Linked DNA regions of Homo sapiens: region 2 is linked to region 1. The links are chromatin loops, found by intact Hi-C in ENCODE. Cell type or tissue: mammary epithelial cell. All regions are shown on one strand. Each heading gives the region's core, and the rest is flanking DNA. Links, peaks and the distances in the headings are about the cores only. Region 1 overlaps CFAP70 (cilia and flagella associated protein 70). Region 2 overlaps CFAP70 (cilia and flagella associated protein 70).

The links. Hi-C counts contacts between places; a loop is a spot of excess contacts. Peaks named below come from ENCODE experiments on the same cell type or tissue, not always from the same donor. Only the 100,000 strongest peaks of a DNase experiment are listed, where the experiment ranks them.
Region 2: a loop joins it to region 1, with 2.6 times the contacts of the local background. A loop is called at or near these places in 2 of 110 quality-filtered maps.

What each region holds. Positions count from the first base shown.
Region 1 is chr10:73,258,452-73,269,931 of GRCh38, reverse strand. It overlaps CFAP70 (cilia and flagella associated protein 70), which reads left to right. Exons shown (of 28, transcript NM_001367801.1): 26 at 217-318. The region is part of intron 2 of DNAJC9-AS1 (DNAJC9 and MRPS16 antisense RNA 1); the gene reads right to left. Among named protein-coding and RNA genes, the nearest start is that of MRPS16, 12 kb to the right of the region's middle. In mammary epithelial cell, for the core only: a CTCF peak has its summit at 5,875 (motif pointing left); a DNase peak (open chromatin) is centred at 7,611; H3K27ac peaks cover 1,793 bases.
Region 2 is chr10:73,334,098-73,345,577 of GRCh38, reverse strand. CFAP70 (cilia and flagella associated protein 70) reads left to right here. Exons shown (of 28, transcript NM_001367801.1): 6 at 334-513; 7 at 3,997-4,179; 8 at 10,054-10,148. Among named protein-coding and RNA genes, the nearest start is that of CFAP70, 19 kb to the left of the region's middle. RefSeq lists a silencer at 5,773-6,067. In mammary epithelial cell, for the core only: no CTCF peak of the experiment used is centred there; a DNase peak (open chromatin) is centred at 6,557.

The DNA.
Region 1 (11,480 bases), core at 1,334-9,333:
CTTCAGAATCCCCGACCTGGCTTTTTAATCAGAGCTCTTCTACTTTTAATTGGTTCATATATTGAACCACCACATAAGATTTCCTTTGAAGAAAAGAGTTCTGATGCTAAAAATATTAAAAAGTTGAAAACCATTGGTATAGGTCATATACACCAGTATTATTGGGACATAGTGGTTTCAGCTAAGCTAACTCACATGTCTCATTTTTCTGTCAAGCTGGAGGAGCTCACAGAGGCTGAGGATGCTCTTTCTGAAGCCAATGCATTGAACAACTACAATGCTGAAGTATGGGCATATCTGGCTCTGGTCTGCCTGAAAGTGAGTGTTTATTATCCTTACACAATGCCCTTTTAGGGCACAGAGGTGAGGGGTCAAGTAAGCAAGGGGCAGCAGATGGCCATTAATGCATGGTAGCTGAAATCTGATAAGCTCTAGGTGTAATCATTATGCTGATGACAAAGGAAGGGCCAAGTCTGGGCAGGCTGTACTTGGAACATGCTTAAAAATAATATATTTAGGTGTGTTTCTCTGGAAAGGAAGTTCTAAAAATAGGAGCAATATTGTATCACAACATAAACTAGGTCACAGATTGATGAAGGAGATGTTCTACTAGTGTTTCTGAATCATTTCTTCCCATTGAAATGCTGGCTGAGGGTGCTTGTCCTTGATTTAGATGGGATATTGGGTGGAGGGTAATGTGGGAGTTCATGATAGGTGCTTTACCTATTAAAAATAACTCTCCCATAGTTAGACTTAAATAACTTGCGTATCAGTCTAAGATCACATTGGGAATAACGACAGTAGCCCTCAGTTTTCCACTGGACAGTATGACACCAAATTGGCAGGGAGTATTATTATAAGAGAAATGAACCAAACAAAAATTACTAGATTTTCTCTTTAGTGTAAATATCCCAAATATCAACATTTTAAAAATACCTGAGGTCTGGCTGGGTGTAGTGGCTCACGTTTGTAACCCCAGCAATTTGGGAGGCTGAGGCAGGTGGATCACTTGAGCCCAGGAGTTCAAGACCAGCCTGGGGAACATGGCAAAACCCTGCCTCTACAAAAAATTAGCCAGGAATGGTGGGGAGCGCCTGTGGTCCCAGCTACTTTCGAGGGTTGGGGTGGGAGGATCACTTGAACCTGGGAGGCAGAAGTTGCAGGGTGCTGAGATTGTGCCACTGCACTCCAACCTGGGTGACAGAGTGAGACCTCGTCTCAAAAAAAAAGAAAAAAAAGAAGAAAAACAAATAAAAAGAGTTCTTACCCCAGCTCTCCCCTAACTAGCTCTAGGATCTGAGGCAAGTCACCTAACTTTATTGGGCCTCAATTTCCTCATCTTTAAACTAAAAGGGCCAGTATGGAAGACCATAATATACTTCTCTTAGAAATTGATAAGTCAAATAGGAAAAAAAATAGGATATATATACAGATGTATAACCCATTCAACAGGTTTGAGTTCAAACACCAATGTAGAACTCTTCACTTAACAATGAGAGGACACATATTCTTTTCAAGTACAAATGAGTTATGTATAAAGGTTGACCACATGCAAAACCAGAAAGAGGGGTTCAACAAATACATACAGATCACATGGCAGTAAAATTATAAATCAACAACCAAAATAAAGCCCAAAAGACTCATATACCTTTGGAAACTGAAAACATGCTTGTAATTAATTAATAAGTCAATGAAGAAACCTTGTGACACTTCAAATATGAAATCTTTTGTGCTAGGTAGAATTCTAAAGATGGCCCCCTCCCCTAAGATTAATCTATTAAACACTAATGTAGGTACTGCTGTAAAATGATTTTGCAGATGTAAATAAAATACCAAATCAGTTGACATTAAAATACAGAGATTATCTGGGTGGACCTGACCCAGTCAGGTAAGTCTTCTAAAAGCAGAGAGTTTTCTCTGGTGGTGGGGGCAGAAAGGATGTCAGATTTGAAACATAAGAATCATTCAGTATAGCATCTCTGGCTTGAATATGGAGAAGGACCACATGTCAAGGAATGTGGGTGGCATCTAGAAGCTAACAGCAGCCCCTGCTGAGAGCCAGCAAGGAAACAGGGACCTTATAGGAACCTATAAACACAAAGAACTGAATTCTACCAACAAACTGAATAAGCTTGGGAGTACATTCTTCTCCAGAGCCTGCAAATAAGAACTCAGCATAGATGACACCTTGATTTTGGCCTTGTGAGACCCTAAGCAAAGAACTAGTTGAATAATGTCAGGCTTCTGATCTATGGAAAATGTGATATGATAAATGGGTGTTATACACAGCAGTAGAAAATTAGGCCTTATAGTAGATTTTTATAATAATGATCCCCATTTAATTATGCTGTCATGTCCACATCCTTTGCAATGTTATGTTGCCACTCACTCCCATCAAGAGACGGAGTCTCTTTCTCATTTCTCCACCCCCTTGAATCTAAGCTAAACTTGTGACTTTCCCTGACCAGTAGAATATGGTGCAAGTGACATTGTGTGAATTCTCAGAGGTTAGGCTTTTAGAAGCCTTCAGCTACCACTCTTGAAACTCTGGGACCACTGTGCTGTGAAGAAGCCCAGTTTAGCCTATAGAAGGCTATAGTAGTCCACATGGAAGAGAACTGAACCACTCCAGCCAACAGCCAACATTAACTGCTATTTGAGTAAGGTTTTCTTGGATCCTTCAGTCCTAGCCAAATTGTCATATGACCTCAGCTGCATGAGTGATCTCAGGGAAAACCAGCAAAACAGCCCAAATTACCTGTAGAATTTTGAGAAATAACATATTATGTTTTAAGCCATTAAGTTTTGGGTTGGTTTGTTATACTTCAGTACATAACTGAAATGAGGCTGAATAAAAACAAAGCCAATATATATTAGAATTATGGGATAAAATTAAAGCAATAAATAGAGGGTAATTTATAGCCTTAAATACATATGTTAGAAACAAAGATTGAAAATCAATGAATTAATTTTTAAATAAATAAAGTAGTAAAGGGAAAGCAAGGAAACTCAAAGAAATGATAATTGAGAAAATGATAAGGAGTAGAAATAAATGAAAATTTCAACAAGGACATAATAGGATTAACAAAATTATGAGCTGTTTTTTGCAGAGACTAGTGAACAGACAAACCTCTTGCATGACTAAGAATTTTGTTTAAAATGGAAAGACACAAATAATATTAGCAGCAAAATGGAGACTAAATTAAAATCATAGGCTATTCTTATTCTATTAATTATTTTAAAAACTAAATCATTGGCTAAAATTAACACCCATTCATGACTTTTTAAAAAAGCAAACTAGCTTTTTTAAAATCTGAAACTACATGTCCCAAAATCTAAACTATTATATGAAATGGTGAAAAGTTAGAAGCATTCCTTTTGAAGTCAGGAACAAGATAAGGAAAATGTTATCGTCACTTCTACTTGAAACTATACTGGAGGTTCCATTAAGGCAATAACACATATACATACACACATAAAAGAAACTGAAGGTAAAAGGATTAGGTAGGAACCCAAGAAAATCTACAAGCAAACTGAAATATGTAATAAAAGAGTTCACTACTGAAATGGTAGATAAAAAACTAACAATGATGGTTACTAGTCAGGGCAGTCATTGGGGAACAGGGTGTATAGGGAGACGGGTGGAAGCAAAACTCATTGTATGCTTTATTATATCCTTTTGACTTTTGAATAATATAAATTTAGTCAATGAAGATTAACGCAAAGAAGTGGATGGACAAAGTTGCTGGATAAAAATCAATATAAAAATCAATGTCATCAAAATCAGGAACAATCAATTTGAAAGTCTGATTTTTAAAATCCCATTCAAGACCTGTGTGGGGAAAATCATAAAACTTTATTGTAAAAGAAAATCTAATAGAAAGATATACCATGTCCATGGGCAGGAAGTTCTGATGACATAAAGATGAAAGTTTTCCCTAAGTTAATATCTAAGTTTAAGGCAATTCCAATAAAAATAATAACATAATATTTTCAAGGAACTTGATGAGATAAATCCTAAAATTCACTTGGTTGAATAAAGACCAAAAAAAAAAAAATAGCTATGACAGTATGAAAGAAAGAGTAAGAGTGGCTTTCCTATTAAATATCAAGCCTTATTATGAAGCTGCAACAATTAACACTGAGTGCTATTAGTGTAAGAGTAGGTAAGTGAAACAATTGGCAGACAGAAATAGACTGACATATATATGGAAACTTAGGTTTTGAGTAGATGGTATTTAAAAGTAATTGGAGTTTTCTAGAAATTTACCATGATGCGCTTCCTCTAGCAATTTGAAAATGAGCGTGCGCAAGTTATTAATTACAGCATTATTGCAATTGCAAAATAATGGAAACAACCTAAATGGAGTTCATTTATTAAACATGGGAGAATGTCTAAATAAACTATAGTATATTCACATAATGGAATACTATGCCCCTGAATAAAAATAATGAGGAAGATCTCTATGAACTGATGTGGAATGATTTTCAGTTTATATTATTAAGTAAAAAAAGTGAAGTGCAAGATTATACCACCTTTTGTATAAGAGAGAAGGAAAAAGAAGAAAATATACATGAATCTCTTCTTCTTCTTCTTTTTTTTTTTTTTTTGAGATGGAGTCTCTCTGTTGCCCAGACTGGAGTGCAGTGGCGCGATCTGGGCTCACTGCAAGCTCCGCCTCCCAGGTTCACCATTCTCCTGCCTCAGCCTCCCCAGTAGCTGGAACTACAGGCGCCGGCCACCACGCCCGGCTAATTTTTTGTATTTTTAGTAGAGACACGGTTTCACCGTGTTAGCCAGGATGGTCTCGATCTCCTGACCTCGTGATCCGCCCATCTCGGCCTCCCAAAGTGCTGGGATTACAGGCGTGAGCCACCGCACCCGGCCGAATCTCTTCTTTAGTGCAAAAAGAAGCAGAGGAAGGATAAACCGAGATTAATGAGAGTAGATTCTACAGGACATGAGTGGGCATGGGTAGAGGAGGGAGGAAATGAGAGGGATGACACTGTGATGTCCCTTTTTGTAGAGTTCTGACTTTTGGGACAATGCTAATGTTTCGTATATTTTTTAAAAAAGAAAATCAGCAAGAAATGGGGAGACCACATAATTACGTACAAACAAAACCAAATAAAATTGTATTTCAAATGAATAACGTAATTAGACTGACAATGCAGAAAAATAATTAACTCATGGTACTTTTGAAAACATTCTTTGCAATGTAGACTAATACATACTATATATCAGGCTAAAGAGAAAAAACCTTTATACACATTTTAGAGTATAGTTTTAGGCTTCATTTTTGCAAAGTCATGAGTTAGCAGTTCTGAAATTACTAGGTATTCTATGATTTAACAAATAATTATGTTGTGGATAATGGGAGTCACATTTTTCACTGTGCTTCAAAGGAAGTTACAAATGTGGAAACAAGAAGGATAGAATGACCTTGTAGTGGTGGATTAGAATGGGAGATACTGATAAGAGCTCATTGTTTGATAGATTAAATAGATACAGGTATAAATAGGTATATAGAAATATATGTGTATTTATAGAAATATATTCATATGTGTCTAAATACCTGTGTCTCAAAAATAAATAGTGGTGGCAGGGGGCATAAGCACATCTAATGCTCAGGTCTTGGTTTCTAAATCCATTTAAGAAACTAGGGCATTTGTCCAGTTTAGAAGGAAAGGGTTTGTGGGGGGACCAGAGGCTTCTTGGAAGATGGCCAAAATTCCAGAACTAGTGCATGGAAAGTAAAAGATGAGTCTGAGATCTTGTTGAGTCAGAAAGTAAAAAATGTTCAAAGAAAGACTGGCACATATCAAAACAGCATAGGGAAAAAATAAAACAAACAGAAACTAGCTTGAAGTGGGGACACCTGCTGGCTAAAACAAGGATAATTTGAGCATCCAAATAAATAATTTGTAGAAAAGGATTACAAATAAGAATCTATGAGCCCACAGTGATATAATTAAACAAATAAGTGGTAGAGAAAGGAAAGCTTACAGTCAAAGGCCAACTGCTAAATGTATGAAGAATGATGGAATTGGAAAATCGCAATTTGGAAACCATCATAATAGATTCAGTGGACAATCATCAATGTATGCTAAAATTATGGTTGAAAAGTTCAAGGAGTAAGAAAATATTTCATAGTCTCAAAGTATCTCCCCACAAGATACTTATTAATTACAAAGGGGAAAATAGTAACATTAGAGTAGAAAAACCTGGCAGATAGCAATGTAATAAATGATCAAAGTTAACATCACAAGTATTGAGATAAGCAGCTTGTGCTTCCTGATATGGTGCACTGAGAACAGAACATTTTTATGGTATTCCTGTTAAAAGTTCATAACCTGATATGATTATGAGGGAACATTAGACAAATATGAATTGGGGAATAGTTTACAAAATAGTGCTCTATTTTTAAAAAATGCCAGTGTTACGAAACACAAAGACTCAAGAACTATTCCAGATTAAAAGAAACTGGAGACATAAATAATAAATACAATGCATGATCTTGGATTTATTTTCTCATAAAGACATTATTGGGCTGGGCGTGGTGGCTCATGCCTGTAATCCCGGCACTTTGGGAGGCCAATTGAGCCCTGGAATTTAAGAACAGCCTGGGCGACATAGTGAGACTTTATCTCTACAAAACATTAAAAAAATTAGCTGGGCATGATGGCACTTGTAGTCCCAGCTACTTGGGAGGCTGAGGTGGGAGGATTGCTTGAGCCCAGGAGGTCGAGGCAGCAGTGACCTGTTCACACCACTACACTCCAGTCTGGGTGATACAGCAAGATCCTGTCTCAAATAAATGAATGAGTGAATGAAGAAATGAATGAATGATATTATTGGAACAATTGGAAAAATCTTGATAAGGTCTATAGATTAGATAATAGTATTCTATCTATACTAACTTCCTGATTGTGATAATTGTACTGTGGTTATAGAGGAGAATATCCTTGATTTTAGAAAACACACTCTGAAGTATTAAAATTGAATCATATCTCTAATTTACTTGCAAATGTTCAGGAAGAGTTAGGTGTGTGTTTATGTAGATAAACACACACATATATACTTTAACTTTTCTACATATTTTTAACTTTTCTATATTTTTCTAACTTTTATACACACACACATACAGTAATCCCTCCTTGTTCCCCAGGGATATGTTCCAAGACCCCCCAGTGGATACCTGTAACAAAGGATAGTACTGAATCCTATATATACCATGCACGAATTTCTTTTTTAAAATAATTATTAAAAATTTTTTTCTAATAGCCCACAGGTGCTACTAAATATGCACAATTTCTTTTTCCTTCTTCACATTTTCATGGATAAAAGATAAGTTCATTATACAGATCTTAGCAACCTCAGCATACATTTTTTTTCTTTCCTGATTAAGTCAAGAGCTTTCACCTTTTCATGAAAAGGAAGCACTTTATGGCTTCTCTTTTGCATATCCAAATTGCCAGCATCACTACTTTTGTGCTATGAGTCCATTATTAAGTAAAATAAGGGTGGCTTGAATACAAGCACTGTGAGACCATGACAGCTGATCTGATAACGGAGAGGGCTATGAAGTGACTAACTGGCAGGTAGCGTCTACAGTGGGTATATGCTGGACAAAGGGATGACTCACATCCTGGGAGGGATGGCACAAGATTTCATCAGGCTCTTCATAATAGCAGTGTGCAATTTAAAACTTATGAATTGTTTATTTCTGGAATTTTCTATGTAATATTTTCAGATCTTGGTGGGCCGAGGTTGATCTTGGGTAAGTGAAGGTGTGGAAAGCAAAACCTCAGATAAGGGAGACTACTGTATATGTATTATATATATACATATATAATATATACATATATACATATATAATATATAATATATACATATATACATATATAATATATACATATATACATATGTATACATATATACATATGTATACATATATATAATATGTATACAGTACATGTATTCTTTCCTGAGAGAAGAGAGAACTGATTTTGTAACTTTTATTTAATCTGAAATTATGTCCAAAAAATTTTAAAATACCCCTTAAAATAATGCAGATTGACACCGCACTACACACCCACTAGAATAGCTTAAATCAAAAAGATAGGCCAGGCATGGTGGCTCATGCCTGTAATCTCAGCACTTTGGGAGGCTCGAGCAGGCAAATCGCTTGAGCCTGGGAGTTTGAGACCAGCTCGGACAGCATGGTGAAACCCCATCTGATATATTTTGGCTGTGTCCCTACCCAAATCTCATCTCGAATTGTAACTCCCACAATTCCCACTTGTTGTGGAAGGAACCAGGTGGGAGCTGATTGAATTATGGGGGTGGCTCTTTTCTGCACTGTTCTCCTGGTAGTGAATGAGTCTCACAAGATCTGATGGTTTTAAAAATGGGAGTTTCCCTACACAAGCTTCTTTTTGCCTGCTACCATCCACGTAAGACGTGACTTACTCCTCTTTGCCTTCCACCATGATTGTGAGGCCTCGCGAGCCACTTGGAATTGTGAGTCCAATTAAACCTCTTTCCTTTGTAAATTGCCCAGTCTCTGGTATGTCTTTATCAGCAGCATGAAAACTGACTAATACAGTAAATAAAAAATACAAAAAAATACAAAGATTAGCCAGGGGTGGTGGCATGTGCCTGTAGTCCCATGTACTTGGGAGGCTGAGATGAGAGAATCACCTTTTCCTGGAAGGTTGAGGCTGCAGTGAGCCCCTGTGATGGCACCACTGCACTCCAGCCTGGGTGACAGAATGAGATCTTGTCTCAAAAAAAAAAAAAAAAGATAGACAATGCCAAGTATTAACAAAGATGTGGATAAACTGGAATCCTCGTACATTACTGGTAGGGTTGTAAATTGGTACAACCACTTTGGAAAACAGTTTGTCAGATTCTTAAAAAGTTACACATATTTACCATATGTGCCAGCAATTCTACTTCTCTATATCTAGCTAAGAGAAATGAAGACATATGTCCACACAAAAATTTGTATATGAACTTTTATCACAGCATTTAATAATAGCACAAAACTGGGAACATTTTACATGTCCATCAGTGAATGGGTAAATAAAATGAGGAATATTTATACAATGGAGTACTACTCAGCAGTTAAAATGAAATTCTGATTCATGTAACAATATGGATAAATGTCAAAAATATTATGGCAAGTGAAAAAAGCAAAGCACAGAAGACTATATATTATTTGATTCTATTTATTTGAAATAAGGAAAATAGATCAATGGTTGCCTGGAGCTAAAGGTGAGGATGGAGAGTAACTGCAAACAGGCATGAAAGAACTTTTTGGAGTAACAGGAGTCTTCTAACACTGGATTGTGCTGATGCTTGCACAACATAACGTTAAAATTAGTGAATTTTATGGTATGTAAGTTATGCCTTAATATAGCTATTTTTTTATAAAGACACTATATAGCACCTGCAAAATGAGAAACAAATGGATTCTTCACTAAATGGTGATGGGACAACTGGCTACTATCCATATTAAAAAAAAAATTAGTTCCTTACCTCACACATCACACACAATTCCAACTGGTTTAAAGACCTAAGTTTTTTTCTTAAGAGACAGGGTCTTGCTCTGTTGCTGAGGTTGGAGTGCAGTGCAGTGGGACGATCCTGGGCTCAAGGGATCCTCCTGTTTCAGCCTCCTGAGTAGCTGGGACTACAGGCATGCACCACCACTCCTGGATAATTTATTTTATTATGTGTAGAGCAGAGTCTCACTATGTTGCCCAGGCTAGTCTTGAACTCCTGGCCTCAAGTAATCCTCATGCCTCAGCTTTCCAAAGAGCTGCAATTATAGGCATGAGCCTCTGTGCCCAGCCCTAACAATCTAAGATCTAAGTCCTTTTTTTTTCTTTTTTTTTTGAGACAGGGTCTTGCTCTGGTACCCAGGCTGGAATGCAGTGGCAGGAACACAGCTTACTTGCTGCCTCGACCTTCTAGGCTCAAATGATCCTACTGCCTCAGCCCCCCAAGTAGCTGGGACAACAGATGTGTGCCACCATGCCTAATTTTTTCATTTTTTGTAGAGACAGAGTCTCACCATGTTGCCCAGGCTGGTCTTAAACACATGGGCTCGAGCGATCTTTCCCCCTCAGCCTTGCAAAGTGCGGGGATTACAGGCATGAACTGCTGCACCCAGCCCTGTGCCCATTTTAAAATCAGATTGTAGAGTTTTTTCCTTATTGTAGCAGCTACTTATATAACCTGGATGCTAATCCTCTATTAGTTATAAATTCTGCCAATATTTATAATAAGTCCTTAAACTTTATTTTAGTGTCATTTGTTATACATGAGTTTCCAACTTTAAAGTTGTGGGAAAAATCACTGGAGCCTGGAAGGTTGAGGCTGCAGTGAGCTGTGATTGTGCCACTGCACTCCAGCCTGAATGACAGAGCCAGACCCTGTCTCAAAAAAGAAAAAACAAAGGAGGGGGAGGGGCATGGGGAACAATATAGGAATATGCAGTTTGCTAATGTGGAGATTGTAAAAGTTAATACATGTATGAGAAGAAGCTCTGTGTCACTAGTAAGCATAAGAATGCAACTTAGAATAATGATGTGGCAGAAATTCACAACCATCAGATTGGCAAAAATTAAAGTATGGTATTAGCACTTATTGGGGTAACCAGCCCCCAATATTTCAATGTAGGTTTTTTTCTATTTTCCCTAAGTGTCAGCAGGTCTGAGAAATAAAGGGAAAGAGTACAAAAAGGAGAAATTTTAAATCTGGGTGTCCAGGGGAGACATCACACATCGGCAGGTTCCGTGATGCCCCAAGCCACAAAACCAGCAAGTTTTTATTATGGATTTCAAAAGGGGAGGGGTGTACGAATAGGGTGTGGGTCACAGAGATCACATGCTTCAAGGGCAATAAAATATCACAAGGCAAATGGGGGCAGAGCGAGATCACAGGACGAGGGCGAAATTAGAATTGCTGATGAAGTTTCATGTCCCACTGGGCACGCATTATCAATGATGACATCTTATCAGGAGACAGGGTTTGAGAGCAGACAACTGGTCTGACTAAAATTTACTAGGCAAGAATTTCCTAATCCTAATAAGCCTGGGGGCGCTACAGGAAACCGGGGCTTTTTTCATCCCTTATATACAACCATATAAGAGAGAGACACTCCCAGAGCGGCCATTTTAGAGACCTACCCCTGGGAATGCATTCTCTTTCTCAGGGCTGTTCCTTGCTGAGAAAAAGAATTCAGCGATATTTCTCCTATTCGCTTTTGTAAGAAGAGAAATGTGACTCTGTTCTGTCCGGCCCTGCAGGCAGTCAGGCCCAATAGTTATTTCCCTTGTTCCCTGAAAATCACAGCCATCCTGTTCCTTTTGGATGCCCAGATTTCATATTGTTCAAACACACGTGCTCTACAAACAATTTGTGCAGATAACGTAATCATCACAGGATCCTGAGGCAACATACATCCTCA
Region 2 (11,480 bases), core at 1,685-9,684, 75 kb before region 1:
CTGCCTTGGCTCCCAAAGTGCTGGGATTACAGGAGTGAGCCATCATGCCTGGCCAACATTTCAACAGAATCTTACAATTCCTGTTTTATATGTATTTATATATATACTTTACCTCAGTATGATAGAGTGGGAAGGGATCTAGTTTAGGGTTAAGATTCTCTTCTTGGCTCTATCTCCAACTCATGGGACTTAGAGAACATGGTTTCAACTTATGGAAATAATTAAGCTTTACCTTCTTATCTTGAACAGTAATATGAGATTCAAATGAGATAATGCAAAAAAGGAAGATCTCTGGCAATTTTCAAAATGCTGCATAATTTTATTCTTTTACAGCAGTGCAGTCTTGAAGTTAAAGTATTAGTGGCAGAGCCTTTACTGACCACAGCCCAGATCTCAGGGGGCAATCTACTGAAGGTCACGTTGGAGGCTGCTTACTCTGTGCCTGAATCCTTCATTCCAACAGGTCCTGGGCAGAACTACATGGTCGGTCTGCAAGTTCCATCACTTGGAGAGGTAAAGCCCTACTGCCAGATATTTATAGAGATTCAAACATGTCTGTACTCATATGGCCATCTCTTCCTCACCTCTAAGATTTCATTCAAAGCATTGCACTGCTAATAGCTGAGATTTATTTTAGGCTTGAAAAATACAGTTTATTTCTATTTTATATACAGATCTTAATGTTTATAATTTACATATTATATATTATGCATTAAATATAATTTATATAAATATATGGTGGAAAATATGTAAGATTTAAAATGGCCAATTTTGGTGTATTTCTATACAGATTATTTTTATGTGTACATTTTGCAGATTTTGTGCAACGTGCTTTATTAAACAAAACTTTCTCTTAATTCCAGATTATTTTCTTAGGCCAAATTTCTAGGTATAGGAATGATTGGATATGGAGTTTCTTAGGCTCTTGATGGAGATTTCTAACTTGCTTGCTAAAAGGCTTCTTCTATTCAGTTAACACTTCCACTTATCTTATTTCCAGGGCCATGTATGTGGATGACCCACTAAAGTTGTGTAGCAACTGTTCAGTTTGCTGAGGACTTAGGAGGTTCCTGGGACATGGGACTTTCAGCACCACAACTGGGACAGTCCTAGGCAAATGAGATGGCTGATCACCCTTCCGGGGAACAGCCCACATAGTTATATGAGGCAGATCTGTGCATTGCCCTCTCTCCAACTTTGAGATTGTATTGAAAATTTTCTCTTTGTTTTTGCTAATTTTGATAATTAAAAGTGTCTTTTATTTTTTTTCTCCTGGAGGGCTTAGTATTTTTCTTGCTGATGTATTAAATTCTGGCTGGGGTGCAGTGGCTCACGCCTGTAATCCCAGCACTTTGGGAGGCTGAGGCAGGTAGATCAACTGAGGTTAGGAGTTCGAGACCAGCCTGGCCAACATGGTGAAACCCTGTCTCTACTAAAAATACAAAAAATTAGCTGGGTATGGTGGTGGGTGCCTGTAATCCCAGCTACTGGGGAGGCTGAGGCAGGAGAACCACTTAAACCTGGGAGGCAGAGGTTGCAGTGAGCCAAGATTGCGCCAAGATTGTACTCCAGCCTGGGCAACGAGTGAAACGCCATCTCAAAAAAAAAAAAAATTCTTCATATGTAGAGAAAAATAATATTTTCTTTCAAGTTTGTCAATTTATAGTTTATCATATTTATTTCTGGTTTATTATTTATTTTTAATTTGGGTCATTGCTTTGGTACACAAAAGTTTTTTAATAGTTAAATCTTTTTCTTTTAGGTTTCTTACATCATTTTAAACTTGAAAAGGGCTCCTTTATTCTGATGTTTTATGAAAGGTTGCCCTACCAGGTCCTAGAATTCTTTTTTGCTTTGCTTTTGGAGATGGAGATGGAGTCTCACTCTGTCGCCCAGGCTAGAGTGCAGTGGCATGATCTCAGCTCACTCCACCCTGTGCCTCCCGGGTTCAAGCAATTCTCCTGACTCAGCCTCCTGAGTAGCTGGAACTACAGGTGCCCACTACCACGCCCAGCTAATTTTTTGTATTTTAGTAGAGAGGGGGTTTCACCATGTTGGCCAGGCTGGTCTTGAACTCCTGACCTCAGGTGATCCGCATGTCTCAGCCTCCCAAAGTGCTGGGATTACAGGTGTGAGCCACCACACCCAGCCCCAGGTCCTAGTTTTATGCAGTAGTCTTAGTTCCAGCTTCCCGTCCTGCCTGAGCATGGGGCCATGATTGCTTCTCTATAATAGTGTCTGGGTCTGACATTTCCTGGGTTGGCGCAGCATCAGCTCATGAGCTTATCCCTTGGGTACTGAGTTGCTGCTGCTGCCAGTTCTGGCACTTTTAGACTTTCTTTTTCTTTCTCTTTTTTTTTTTTTTTTTGAGACGGAATCTCGCTCTGTCACCCAGGCTGGAGTGCAGTGGTGCGATCTCGGCACACTGCACCCTCTGCCTTCTGGGTTCAAGTGATTCTCCTGCCTCAGCCTCCCGAGTAGCTGGGACTACAGGCACCCGCCACCAGGCCCGGCTAATTTTTTGTATTTTTAGTAGAGATGGGGTTTCACCGTATTAGCCAGGATGGTCTCGATCTCCTGACCTTGTGATCCGCCCACCTCGGCCTCCCAAAGTGCTGGGATTACAGGCGTGAGCCACTGCGCCCGGCTTAATTTTTGTATTTTTAGTAGAGATGGGGTTTCACCATATTGGCCAGGATGGTCTCGAACTCCTGACCTTGTGATCCGCCCGCCTCGGCCTCCCACAGTGCTGGGATTACAGGTGTGAGCCACCGTGACTGGACTAGACTTTCATTTACTTCTTTTGACCTTGGCTATGTGATAAAATATAACTCTTTTTTTGTTGTTGCTATTCTACTTTATCTAGTTTGTTGTGTTTGTTGCTGATGAAGGCTCTGTTGTACTTTAGTTTGCTATAGTGTTGGAAATAGAACTTCCTTTTAATTTAAGGGCCATTTATTTATCTTTTCCAGTAAACTTCTTGTTCCTGTTCTTTATCTATCTATATATCTCTCTATCTATCTATCTATTAATAAGAGACAGGGTCTCACTCCATCACCTAGGCTGGAGTGCAGTGGCACAATCATAGATTACAGTAACCTTGAACTTCTGGACTCAAGCAATCCTCTCACCTCAGCCTCCCACGTAGCTGGGATTACAGGTGCATGCCATTGCATCTAGCTAATTTTTAATTTTTTTTTTTTGTAGAGATGGGGGTCTCACTATGTTGCCCAGGCTGGTTTCAAGCTCCTGGCTTCAAGTGATCCTCCTGGCTCTATCTCCCAAAGTGGGATTATAGGCATTAAGCCACCTTGCCTGGCTGATATCTCATTGTTTTAATGTGCACTTTACTGATTATTAATGAAACATAGCATGTTTTTGTTTAAATGTTGGATGTTCTAATTTCCCCTTCTATAAATTGCCTACTTATATATTTTACCAATTTTCTACTGCAAGTATACTTTGGATAAGTTATAAGACATGAAAATGCCTATATTTTTAGCCCCTTGCCAGATTTTAGTTCGTTTTCTAAAGGATAATTTTTAAACAGGTATAAGCACAACTCTCATATAAATATAAATAACACAGAATTTGGTCCAAGATTTTATTTAACTAATTAATGAGGGAATCAGTAAAATGTGACAATGAGTTCAAAGGAGTATATAGGCATCAGGAATGCTGAAATGAATTTGCCAATAATTCAAAATTTGTCATTAGCTTCAGGGAAATAATCAGTTACATTGCCACTGGACAAACTGTATCTGCATATTTATGAACAAGAATAATTTGCATTATTATCAAATGTCTATAAGTTACAGAGTTGTAAAATAGCACAAAGGGAATGAAGGGCACAGGCCCCTCTCTAGAATCAGATTAATCGTAGAGGGGTATGTTTGATAACACTCAGCATTCCATTGAAAAGACACTTGAATAATCTTCTTGTCCATTTCAAAGTCCTTTACAAATTTTCCTGACATATGGTATCTATTTCTGTAGAAGGACTATCCCATTTTATTTAAGAATGGAACTCTGAAGCTTGGAGGGGAAAGGGAACCTGTTCCCCGGCCCAAAAAGTGGCCAATTGCCAACATTCTGGCTCCAGGAGCTAATAACATTCCTGATGCATTCATTGTTGGTGGTCCCTATGAAGAAGAAGAAGGAGAACTCAACCATCCTGAGGTGAGAGCCTGATATACAGGTTTTTGTGATAAACTTAGTGTACTGACAGATGATAAAACATTTTGTGAATTACTGTAATTTATATACATTTGTCACCTGTCGAAATACTTACATGCCAAAATAAAACACATATCTAATTCTGATTCAAATATCTTCTGGCTTCTTAAGTCCAGAAAACAAAATAATTTATATCACATGTACTCTTTATTTTATTTTAAATTTACTGATTTATGAATAGGTAATTATCAGTTACTGTCAAAATTAAAAATGAAGATGTATGCAGTGAAAGTGTCCCTCTAGTCATGTCTCTTCCTTCTAATTCCTCCCCATCTCATTACCCTAGTAGTGATGGCAGCAGTGGCCAGTCTGGAGCAGCTCCTGCCATGATGCTGGCTGCAGTGGGGGAGTCCTGACTGGGCCTACACGCTCCATGGAGCTGGTGGGAGCTGGGAACAAGTGCCCTCCCATGTGCAGCTGCAGCTGCCCAACCACAGCTGCATACCCAGGCATCTCTGCACTCTTGGAAGCTGGGAAGCCCTCCTGCCCCCACAGGCTTGGAAGTGCCTGCTCCTGCTGCCTGGCCTCTGCCTACTCCTGGTGCCTGCTCCAATTTTGGAGCAAAGCTGTGGCCAAGCCTGGTGCTGTCACAACCTGGCCAGGTGCGCATGTGCTCAGGGAAGTGCTGACACACCAACCCCCTGCCACCTTGATCCCCCTCCAGACTTTGGGCACCCACGAGCATGGGAGAAAGTCCGAGGGGCCACTGAGGGCAGCTTGGCATGGGCTTGCAGGCACCCCTCAGCATGAACAGCCAGGGCACTGTGGATGGCAGCAGGAGGCAGACAGGCTCCTGGGCAAAAAGGGGCAGGTGCCCAATGAAACCCCACCTTCAGGCCAGGGACCGCCTTAGGTCTGGGGGCCAGGCTGCTAGTTCCATGGACTGGAGTGAGAACTTATGGTACTTTTCTGGCCCCACCCATGGCCTCCCATGGATCAGTCAGCATCTACTTCCTCCCCTCTGGAGCCTATAAAAACCCATGACTCAGCCAGACTCAGGCAAAGGATGGGATGACCTGCCGGTGGAGAGAAGCTACCCACTGTGGGTCTCCTCTCTGCTGAGAGCTGAACAGTCATTGGGATGCCCTGCCTGTAGAGAGGAGCTACCCACTGTGGGTATCCTGTCTGCTGAGAGCTGAACACTCATCAGGACGCCCTGCCTGTGGAGAGGAGCTACCCACTGTGGGTCTCCTCTCTTCTGAGAGCTGGGCACTTGTCAGGACAACCTGCCTGCAGAGAGGAGCTACCACTACTCAGTGAGTCTCCTCTGAGTTGTTCTGTTGCTCAGTAAAGCACCTCTTTGCTTTGCTCACCCTCCGCTTGTCTGTGTACCTCATTCTTCCTGGATGCGAAACAAGAACTCAGGACCTGCGGAATGGTGGGGCTGAAAGAGCTGTAACACAAACAGGGCTGAAACATGTCCCTTGCTCATCACATTGTGGGTGACAAAAAGGGGAGAAGAGAGAAGAGTTATGGTGCTTCGGGAAGCCCAGACCTAGGAGCTCCCTGAGCCAGGTCTGACACCTGGGGCTCTTCAGTTTCTGGTGTCTCCAAGCTTCTGAGCACCACCACATTCCCTGGTGCCGGCCATGGAAGCCGTTTGCAATATGCCTGGTTCAGCCACAGCCTCGCAGGGAGCTGGCACCTGTGCTGACGCCTGGAGCTGCCGGCTCTGCTGCAGCCAGCATGCCTGGCTGTGCACAATGGCCAGACCCCATGATCGCTTACTCACACACCCCTCAATGATCCATGCCTAGCTCACCCTTGGCAGGCGTGGGATCCAGGCCAGTAGTGCAAGCCTAGCATAGCCTGCCAGGCCAAGTGGGTGAAATGAGCCTAGCAGGCCCAAGCAAAATTTGGGCAAAGGTGTGACCAGCCACAGAGGTTTTCTGCTGGAAAAGCAACAGACCAAGGATTCTGTGACAGTCGTCACCTTTGTTACAGTTTCTTGTGTTTCCTTCTAGATACTTTCTTATGTATATAAAAGCAAATATGTAAGTCAAAGGAAGACCCAGAGACAGAAGCATTTAGAAAAGTAAAGAAAAGGTTTCCTTGGAAATTGTGAAAGGGAGTCAGACTTCAGAAGGACTGGCTCACCAAATAAAAAATCAGTGTAGTCATCTCGGCTGGGCGGAGTAGCTGATGCCTGTAATCCTAGCACTTTGGGAGGCCGAGACAGGTGGATCACTGAGGTCAGGAGTTCGAGATTAGCCTGGCCAACATGATGAAACTCTGTCTCTACTAAAAATACAAAACTTAGCTGGGCACGTTGGCACACACCTGTAATTCCAGCTGCTTGGGAGGCTGAAGCACAAGAATCACTTGAACCTGGAGGTGGAGGTTGAAGTGAGTCAGGATTGTGTCACTGCACTCCAGCCTGAGTGTCAGAGCGAGACCGTGTCTCAAAAAAAAAAAAAAAGTATAGTGATCCCTTGGTGTACATGGGGGTTGTTGCCAGGACCCCTGCAAATACCAAAATTCGTGCATACTCAAGTCCTGCAGTCAGCCCTGTAGAAACTATGTATAGGACAAATTGGCCCTCCATATTTGTGGGTTTTACATCCCACAAATACTGTATTTTTGATTCATATTTGGTTTAAAAAAGATCCACATGGCCAGACATGGTGGCTCACACCTGTAATGCTAGCACTTTGGGAGGCCAAGGCGGGTGGATCACAAGGTTAGGAGTTCGAGACCAGCCTGGACAATATGGTGAAACCCCATCTCTACTAAAAATACAAGAATTGGCTGGGTGTAGTGGCACACATCTGTAATCTCAGCTACTCGGGAGGCTGAGGTAGGAGAACCACTTGAACCTGGGAGGTGGAGGTTGCAGTGAGCTGAGATCATGCCACTGCACTCCAGCCTGGGCAACAGAGTGAGACTGTCTAAAAAAAAAAAAAAAAAAAGAGATTCACATATGAGCCAGGTACGGTGGCTGTAATCCCAGCACTTTGGGAGGCCAAGGCGGGCAGATCACTTGAGACCAGGAGTTTGAGACCAGCCTGGTCCTAAAAACACAAAAATTCGCCAGTATAGTGGTGTGCGCCTGAATCCCAGCTCCTTGGGAAGCTGAGGCAAGAGAATCGCTTGAACCCGGGACACGGAGGCGGAGGCTGCAGTGAGCCGAGACTGTACCACTGCACTCCAGCCTGGGTGACAGAGCAAGATTCTGTCTCAAAAAAAAAAAAAAAAAAATCCGCATATATATAAGTGGACCCATGCAATTCAAATTGTGTTGTTCAAGGGTCAAATGTTTTTAGAAGAAAACAACACAAAATTACCAACGTTACCCCATTTACATTAGTCTATTCATGATGGCAAAACTGCAGGTTTCTTCACTTGATTTTCAGATATACAAAGGTTATAAAATATCTTCAGACATCAGCATAATAAACATCAGGGATAAAAGTACTTTTCTTTTTTTGTTTTTTTGAGATGGAGTTTCCTTCCTGTTGCCCAGGCTGGAGTGCAATGGCCCGATCTTGGCTCACTGCAACCTGCGCTTCCTGGGTTCAAGTGATTCTCCTGCCTCAGCCTCCCAAGTAACTGGGATTACAGGCACCCGCCACCACACCCGGCTAATTTTTGTATTTTTGGTGGAGATGGGGTTTCACCACATTTGGCCAGGCTGGTCTTGAACTCCTGACCTCAGGTGATCTGCCTGCCTCGGCCTCCCAAAGTGCTGGGATTACAGGCGTGAACCACTGCACCCAGCAGATAAAAGTTCTTTTCTTTAGGAAGTCCAGATTTTCAGGAAATGTTCAAAGTCTTGTTATTTTCAGAACTAGTATCTGTTGGGAAAACACTGCTATTTTTCCTTTATCTCAAGGTATTAATGTTTTTGTTTGTTTGTTTGAGACAGAGTCTCACTCTGTCACCCAGGCTGGAGTGCAATGGCGCTATCTCAGCTCACTGCAACCTCTGCCTCTTGGGTTCAAGCTATTCTCATGCCTCAGCCACCTGAATAGCTGAGATTACAGGCACACGCCACCATGCCCTGCTGGTTTCTGTATTTACTTTAGTAGAGACAGGGCTTCACCATATTGGCCAGGCTGGTTTCAAACTCCTGACCTCAAGTGATCCACCCACCTCTGCCTCCCAAAGTGCTGGGATTACAGGCCCAAGCCACCATGCCCTGCCTGTTTTTCATTTTTTAAAACTGAGTGTATAAGGTGTTTAATCATATATATATGCACACACTAATACATACATGTATTCGTTCCCCATCATTTTTATTACACAAATGTAAAGAGTACATACTTACACACACTATATGCAACTTGCTTTGTTTTACTTTGTGGTGTATTTTTGAGATTTTTCCACATTATATAAAAAGCAGTCTCACTCTTTTTCTTTATTTGTACTTGCTGTATAATGTGACATTGTATGGACATACTTTAATATACTTATTAATTATATAAATTACCAGAAATTTGTCAAGGGCATAGAAAATAGTATAACGCGGCCGGGCGCGGTGGCTCATGCTTGTAATCCCAGCACTTTGGGAGGCTGAGGCAGGCTGAGCACGAGGTCAGGAGATCGAGACCACGGTGAAACCCTGTCTCTACTAAAAAAAATACAAAAAATTAGCCGGGCGTGGTGGCGTGCGCCTGTAGTCCCAGCTACTCCACAGAGGCTGAGGCAGGAGAATGGCGTGAACCCAGGAGGCAGAGCTTGCAGTGAGCCGAGATCGCGCCACTGCACTCCAGCCTGGGCGACAGAGCGAGACTCTGTCTCAAAAAAAAAAAAAAAAAAAAAGGAAAATAGTATAACACACTTGCAAATGTTTCTCGAATGAGCTGATAATCCACTGATGGAAACATTTAATAAAATAATTTGTAAAATGAGGATGGTTGAATTATTTTTCATTGTCTGACTAAATATTTAAAATAGTAGACCTGAGGCTAGGAATATTGGAAAAACACTGTGCATTATCTTTTCTCATCATTGTGATTAGTGAAAATTCATACTTTTCTTAGATTTATATTTTAATTTAGATCAGACATTTTATTTTAGACATTCAAATTATATTTTATGTTTCAGTTTAGATTGTTAATTCTCAACCCTGGCTGCACATTACAGTCACCAGGAAAGCGTTTAAAACAATGACAATGGCCAAGTCTTAACCCAGGTAAACTATGTAAGAATTTACTTTTAAAATAGTACCAATGCCAGGTGTTTTTTCCTTTTTTTTTTTTTGAGACAGGGTCTCTGTCACCCAGGCTGGAATGCAATGGTGCGATTATTGAGGCTCATTGTAGCCTCAACCTCCTAGGCTCAAGCAATCCTCCTGCCTCAGCCTCGTGAGTAGCTGGGACCACAGGCTCATGCCACCACACTTAGCTAATTTTTAAATTATTTTTAGAGATGGAGGTCTCACTTTGTTGCCAGCCTGGTCTTGAACTCCTGGCCTCAAGCAGTACTCCTGCCTTGGCCTCCTAAAGTGTTGGGATTACAGGTGTGAGCCACTGCACCGGGTCCAGGTGTTTAAAAAAAAAAAAACAAAAACTCCAGATGATTTTAATATGCATCTAGAGTTGAGAATCATTGATTGAGGTTGTTAGTCAGTATTTGGATCTTAGTACTGGATCAATGTAACTATTATATATGTAATTTATCTTATCTTATATACTTTATTAATAAAGTACTCATAATTTTAAGGTGGTGGTAGTAGTTGCAATAGTAGTCATACTTATAGTAGTAATAATACTAAGAAAAGTATTGTGAACAAATCCATTAAAAGAATGCCCTATAGATGGAGCAGAATGAAGTCATGGCACACATACCGAGAACAGAAGTATTTATATTTTACAGGACAGCGAATTTAGGAATCAAGCAGAGTGCATAAAGAAAAGGATTATTTGGGACTTGGAAAGTCGCTGCTACCTTGATCCTTCTGCAGTGGTCAGGTAAGAAGAAGAGGAAGGACATATGTCTAACCCACAAAGGCTTGTAGGTGGGAAGAAATGTTACTTTTGTTAATTTTATTTATATTTGAGTTAAGGTGATTTTAGATTGAGACTTTCTCATTTATCACATCTATATATTAGAGTGATGTTGTGTTCATCTGCTAATAACAGAAACAGCTAGTGATGGTGGTTTAACCAAGGTGAATGCTTATTCCTCTTTTATATAAAAGAAGTCTGAGCTGGGCCTGGTGGCTCATGCCTATAATGCCAGCACTTTGGGAGGCAGGAGGATCTCTGGAAGCCAAGAGTTCAAGACCAGCCTGGGCAACAAAGTAAGACCCTGGCTCACAAAAAAAAAAAAAAAAAAAAGAAGAAGAAGAAATTAGTTTGGTGCAGATACGTACCTGTAGTCTTACTACTTGTGAGGCTGACATGATAGGATTGCTTGAGCCCAGGAGGTTGAGGCTGCAGTGAGCTGTGATTGCGTCACTGCACTCTAGCCTGGGCAATGGAGTGACACCTTGTCTCTTAAAAAAAAAAAAAAAAAAACTCGGCCAGGTGCAATGGCTCACAACTGTAATCCCAGCTCTTTGAAAGGCCGAGGCGGGTGGATCATGAGGTCAAGAGATTGAGACCATCCTGGCCAACATGGTGAAACCCCGTCTCTACTAAAAATACAAAAATTAGCTGGGCATGGTGGTGCTCACCTGTAGTCCCAGCTACTCGAGAGGCTGAGGCAGGAGAATCGCTTGAACCCAGGAGGTGGAGGTTGTAGTGAGCCGAGATCACGCCACTGCATTCCAGCCTGGCGACAGAGTGAGACTCCATCTCAAAAAAAAAAAAAAGAGTCCAGAATTGGTATGTATGATGGTTACACAGTGTTATTAGGTATCCAGGCTCCGTCTTTCCTTTTGTTCTACCTTCTTAACTATGTGACTTCCATCCACAAGGTTGTATCATGGTGCAAAGGTGGCTGCTGGAGCTCCAGCTTGCACGCTCACATTTCTGGCAGAAATTTGGAAGAGGAGAATGGTTATGGATTAAAAAGGACACATGCTGCCTGTCTTAACCCCTCTTCTGGAACCTTCCTGGAATCTGGCAACTTCTGTTTATGTCTCATTAGCCAACCTCTAGATGCAAGAAGGCTAGACAATAAAGTGTTTTAGTTGAACACATTGTCACCCAGGCTAAATCAAGATTTAATTACTAAAGAACAGGTACACTGATATTGTGTAGGTAACTATCAGTCTTCATCACAGTGACCTGGTTGTTAGAGATAGATGAGAATTGAGGGATTACCAATATATATACAATATGAATGAACAACTCTGA